Linked DNA regions of Homo sapiens: region 1 is linked to region 2. Evidence: read pairs that join two places in POLR2A ChIA-PET (ENCODE). Cell type or tissue: B cell. All regions are shown on one strand. Links, peaks and the distances in the headings refer to the core of each region. The heading gives the core; the rest is flanking DNA. Region 1 has its middle 18 kb from the start of OPALIN. Region 2 overlaps BLNK (B cell linker).

What was found. ChIA-PET counts read pairs that join two places held together with the same protein. Peaks named below come from ENCODE experiments on the same cell type or tissue, not always from the same donor. Only the 100,000 strongest peaks of a DNase experiment are listed, where the experiment ranks them.
Region 1: POLR2A ChIA-PET joins it to region 2 with 6 read pairs; 1 of 35 experiments calls an interaction of 5 or more read pairs at or near these places.

What each region holds. Positions count from the first base shown.
Region 1 is chr10:96,339,055-96,341,971 of GRCh38, reverse strand. No RefSeq gene overlaps it. Among named protein-coding and RNA genes, the nearest start is that of OPALIN, 18 kb to the left of the region's middle. In B cell, for the core only: CTCF peaks have their summits at 1,297 and 1,498 (motif pointing right); a DNase peak (open chromatin) is centred at 1,481.
Region 2 is chr10:96,257,856-96,260,772 of GRCh38, reverse strand. All of the region lies in intron 1 of BLNK (B cell linker), which reads left to right. Among named protein-coding and RNA genes, the nearest start is that of BLNK, 12 kb to the left of the region's middle. In B cell, for the core only: no CTCF peak of the experiment used is centred there; no DNase peak of the experiment used is centred there; H3K27ac peaks cover 2,500 bases.

The DNA.
Region 1 (2,917 bases), core at 274-2,773, 81 kb before region 2:
TAGACTTTCATTTCCAGGCTAAAATGATTTGAAAGATTTGATTGTGAGCGAGAACAAACCATGTTGACAAAATTCTACCATAAATGTGACTGATTTTGTCATGAAGAGTCAAACACTGATTACTGTTGACTCACCTGGCCAGGGATTACCCACTTATGAAAGCCAAGGTAAGGATATGGGTCTTTGTTTTGAGAGCTGGGGAAAGCCTAGTCTTGTGTCCCACCTCTTCTAGTTTCTATTCCCCAACCACTTAGGCCTCCTCTCTGCCCTTCAGATGCCATGGTCTGTCCACAAACATAGGCTTTCTCTCTGCAACTCAGACACGTGGGAACCTCCAGCTGCAAGAGCTTTCTCTCTGCTCATTTTATGCCATGGCCCTCCTGCCACGTGGGCCTTTTCTCTGACACCATGGTCCTTGCACCACATGGCTTTTGCACATGCTGTTAGTGAGATAGAGCTGGAAGTCCATGGAGGCCAAGGTGAATAGAATTTGCAGGGCAGAGTACTGGAGAAAGAGTTGCACAGAGACAGAGGAGACCTCTTGATTATTCCATTGATCAGCATATGCATGTGAGAAAACTACCCAAGGCTGGAGAAAGAACCACACAAAGGGATTAGAGGGAACAATACCCTAAGCTCTAATGGGCCAGGCCTCTCAGTGGGAGGCCACAAACCGTGCCTGTTCCCAAACAGCCAGAGTAGAAAACACCATAATTCACCAGGCATCAGGCAGAACACTGAGAAAAGTATTGCCTCAGTAGTGGGGAAGAATATTAACCCTGGATTAGACTACGTTAGTGCTGCCTAACAAAGCTCAAAAGTAAGATGAGTCCTGCCTAACAAAGCTCAAAAGCAAGATGAGGACACATCAAACTGTTTCCAAGTAAATTAACCACATCCTGGAACAAAGTTTAAGAATATTAACAGGAATACAAAAATATCCAGGAAAAAATTCACAATGTTCACAATGTCTAGAATCCAATATAAAATTACCAAGCTTGCAAAGAGGGAGGAAAATGTGACCCATAATGAGGAGAATACTCAGTTAATAGAAACTGACTCAAAATTGACACAGATGATATCATTAGTAGACAAGGACATTGAAACAGTTACACTATATTCCATGTATTTAATAAGCTAGAGGAAAAATTGAATATGTTAAATAGAAGCATGGAAGATAGTTTTTAAAAACTAAATCATACATCTAAAGATGAAAACTATAATGTGTGAGATAAAATACTGGAGAGGTTTAATGAAACTAGACATTGCAGAAGAAAAGATTAGTAAACTTGAAGATACAGCAATAAAAACTACCCCAAATAAAACACAGATTTAAAAGGCTGGGAAAAAAGTGAACAAATAGAGCATCGGTGATCCATGGCTTCTTACATATAGTTCCAATGTTTTTAACAGATAATCTGCTTCCTACTTGATCTGCTATATCATACTGTGCTTGCCTCCAAGGATTCTTCTGTCAGCCATCAGAGGGCGCTCTGCTGCCAAAGTAGGAGGCACAGGCGAAGGCTGAGTTCTGGTAACTAGTCACCACAATAATTGAAAAAAATTCTGGCCTACGGCAAAAAAAAAAAAAAAAAAAAAAAAAAAACATGTCCAGAACTGATAAAAATTCTGGCTTACAGCAAAAAAGAAAAAAAAGACATGGCATTTGTGGAATCTCCAACAGGCCTTTTCAAATAAGGAAAGTAGCATTTAGAATCTGTGAGGTTCTCTGATGGGGAAACTCCTCTGGCATGGACCTCCTGGGGCTATTGTGTGGTGGGGACCTCCAGAGAACAGGGCTGGGGAGTTGCTCAGTGAAGGCGACAAGGCCACCTGCACATTTCCCAAATGTCAGCCACCTGCGTCCCTCTCTCCTCATTCTTGCCACTCCCCCATTTCACTGGTAATATTTCCTAAATGATTTCCCTGACCTTGAGTCGCTTTTCTTATATAAATAAACCTATTCCAAAAAGGAAGCTTTATATCACTACCATCAATAAGGAACCATTTTCTTAACACCTTTCGAACACAAATAAACACCTTTCTAGAACATAAGCTTTATGCTTATAATCATACAGGCAGAGATTTTTGACAGTTTTGTTATCTTTTCTATGCCCTGTGCCTAGAAAAATGACTGACATGGTAAGCACCCAATAAATATTTATTGATTATATCAGTATGAAAATATTCATCTACTTACTACCTAGAATAATCTTGAATGTCATAACTGGGAAACACTGGGCAGCAGAAAAGACTAGAATACTTTGTGGATTTTGGGATTTGAGGCCAGTGGGGGTGGCTGCTGTCCACCCTCTTGTTGTCCCCAGCTTTTTTTAGCCATCAACTCAAGATGTGACAGGCACACACACCATCTGAGGCCCTTTCAGTGTGTTAGTTTCAGCCTGGACTGTCTTTGGGTTCCAGGATGGGCAAAAGTTTTCACCCGCCACTTCACACCCATTAAGACAGCTATTATAAAACAGATAATGCAGAAGATAACAAGTGTTGAGGATGTGGAGAAATTGGAACGCTTGCGCACTGTTGGTTAAGAATGTAATACGGTGCAGTTGTTATGGAAAACAGTACAGTGGTTCCACAAAGAGTTAAACATAGTATAGAATAGCCATTGAATCTAGCAATTTTATTACTAGGTCCCTACCAAAAGGATTGAAAGCAGGGACTCAAACAGATACTTGTAGGCCAATGTTCACAGCAGCATTAGTCACAATAGCCAAAAGGTATTGTATCTCCCAATATCCTCTTCCCAGAGGGACTGGAAGGAAGGGAAAACGGTCGTCATGGGCCTCCCAGCTCTTTAGCAGGCTGAAGACACGGAAGCAGCTGGAACAGATGACCTGTTAACTCCCTTCAAGGCAAAGGGTCTATGCCTCCTGGAGGAGGCAGGAGGAAAGAATGG
Region 2 (2,917 bases), core at 220-2,719:
CCTTTCACCCCTACCCCTACATACAAGACATTCCCAATATCTTTGTTTTCTCAGAGCTAAGAAGAATTTAACTGGGTCAAACTTTTTCAATATATGAGTTCTTGAATGCCATCCCTCAAAATCACTCTTTACTTCCTGAAAATATCTTTGCTTTTACCTGCAGAAATGGATGCCAGGACAAGTAGATGACAATACTATATATATATCATGCCATGTAGATATAGCCAAAGTTCCTTTTTCCCCCATTAAGTTAATTTTTAAAAGAACATATTCAAATTCTTAAGACACTTTTATTTTCTGGAATTATGTAGAATTGCATTTTCAGAAACATGACTAGAACTACTTCTCAGTCGCTTGGTTTTACAAACCTATTGGCAGCTGGTTCGATTTAAGAGACGTCAGTTTTGCATTTTTATGCTGGTAGAGGACAGACAGTGAACACATGCACGGTGCAGCTGTCAGCACCTCATCAGAACAATGAGCACATCAGAGTCAGACACAGTGAAGGGACTAAATGACATGACCTCTTAGTGTTCTTCCAAACCCAAGAGTCTGTGTCATCTATGAACACAGGAGTCTCCCTTAACTTTTTTGGTTTTTGCAATCTGCTTTTATGTAGTTTTGTGAGGAAGTTTTCCTTTATTCAAGACCTCTGCCAGGTGGGTGGTGAGAGCAGAGTCCAGCAAGCATTCCAATGTGCTAAAGGAAAGAGAAGTGTTGTATTCCTGGAGGCCCCAAGGACCACTGGCCCCTAAAGTCAGAGAGGGGAAGGGCCATGCCAATTTCAGCTGTCAAATCAAGTGACAAAACTTCTAAGAACTTCTTAAGGCAGGTATAGCATCATTTCCTTGCCATCTCATCAGTCTCAGGGTGGTGTGCCTGATGCATAACTGCCTCTGATAGGGTAAGTCCTACCAGGGTTTTTGAAGGACACAGGGTATTAGTAGAATCATCCCTACTCCTGCTTGTGCCAAGTCAGCCCAATTTCTGACTGCTTATAACCAAGCTCAGCCGTTCAGACATGCCAAAGACTACCACAAAATATTTGCAGATCTCAGTAGGAAAAAAAAGAAACAAGCAAAAAAAAAAAAAAAAAAAAAAAGGTAGGGTGTGAACTGTTTGGAGAAACTTATAAATTACTTTATACGGTTAATAAGTGGATAGTAAGAAACAGCCCTGGCAGCAAGATGCTTGTGTGTAAGGGAACACAGCCCCTCCACTCCAGGACCCTCAGGGGGCCTTTCTGCCTCGGGTGTTGAGAAAGGATGCATGGATTATGGTGGCGTCCTTCCAGCTGCTCTGTTCAGCCACCCTACTTCTGAGCATATTCCAGACCCCAGAGGGCCGCTACCGCATTCCCTCCTGCCTCCCATGTGCCTTACCCCCTCTCCTTCCCATTTCCCCTGCCATCTGTCCTTTCCTCTTTTTACTCTCCCTCTTCCTCCCAAAGTCTGAAACAGGCCCTTAAGAGCTGACGCTCCCCTCTAGCAAAATGTCTAACCTTGGGGACCAATAGCAAGGCAGGGGTGGGGGCACATGTGTCACAGTAAAGATTACTGGGTTGGTAGAGGGAATGGGTGCTGTCTCCAGGGACAGAGAGGAAGGTATCCAAAGAGGCAACGTAGGTGCTGAAGCCAGTCGCCTGCCCTGGTGAGGGGCCAAGTTGAAACAAGTTAGCCTGTATCATCCAGAGTGGGTTGAGAGCATAGGCTCCGGAATCAGACCTGATTTTGAATTCCAGCTCTATCACTTATTTGCTGTAGGATCTGGGCAAATTATTTAACCTCTCTGAGTCAAATTTTCTCATCTATAAAAACAGGGATAACTACAACTATGTGAATATATTAATGCTATTGAACTGGATACTTAAAAATGGTTAAGATGGTAAATTTTTTGTTATGTGTTTTTTATCATAATATAAACATGGGGATAATAGGACCTCCCTCACAGGGTAGTTGTGAGGGTTAATGAGATAATGCACACAAAGTACCTAGCACGTAGTACATGCTCAATAAATGCTGGCTTTTACCGTTATTGATTTTCCAAGTCTGATCACTGGCATGCATGATGCTTCTCTCAGCAATGGCTTACTGGGCTTGTACTATAATCACAGCTCTGAACTATGGCATAAGAAGGTGGGGGTTACCTCTGGCCATGGAGGTACCCCCCACCTTCTCTAGCAGGGGGCTCAAGCCTTATGTGGAAGGGGAAGGAACAGGTATGACTAAAAGAGTTGGAGGAGTCCTCAACTAAATTAATCTCAGGGCAATCACAAAATTTCCCTGGAATTTAATTTCCTCCCTTGGCATAAGAGGAGGTTGACCCAGGATATTCCCAAAGTCTCTCTCACTTCCAAATTTCTGTGACTACCTTAATTGTAGGCAAAATTCGGAGTCAGCTGTATAGTCTGAGACACTCATGATCTCTGATCTCTTTGGGCTTCAGTATCTGCATCTGTGAAATGGAGGAGAAGGCCACTAACTCGACCTTGAGGGGCTTGTTCACATTATCACACCATGGAAGGGACTGCCAAAGCTGTCAAAACTCTGCCAGCTCCACCATGAGCTCACTCCCCAGAAGGAAGCAGCCTGCAGTGCTGAATTCGCAAATCTAAATATAATTCCTGTTATTTCATAGCAAGGCCAGGCTGGAGGAAGTGAGCATTAGGAAGCCGGTGCCAGAAATGACAAGGCTTTAGAAAGAGTGGAGGGGGAGAAGTTGTCATAGGAGTCCTGCAGCATGCAAGTAACAGGATAGTCACTAAAAAGTATCATGCTGCTTCAAAACGATGGGTTGGTGGCTGAAAACTTCAGCTTTAAGACAGGAGTGACCTGAGAGGAGGATGTTTTGTGTGAATCAGAGAATTCTCCGGTCTGCCTATATCTGTCCCCTGGCTTCACATAGGCCAGAAGGTTTC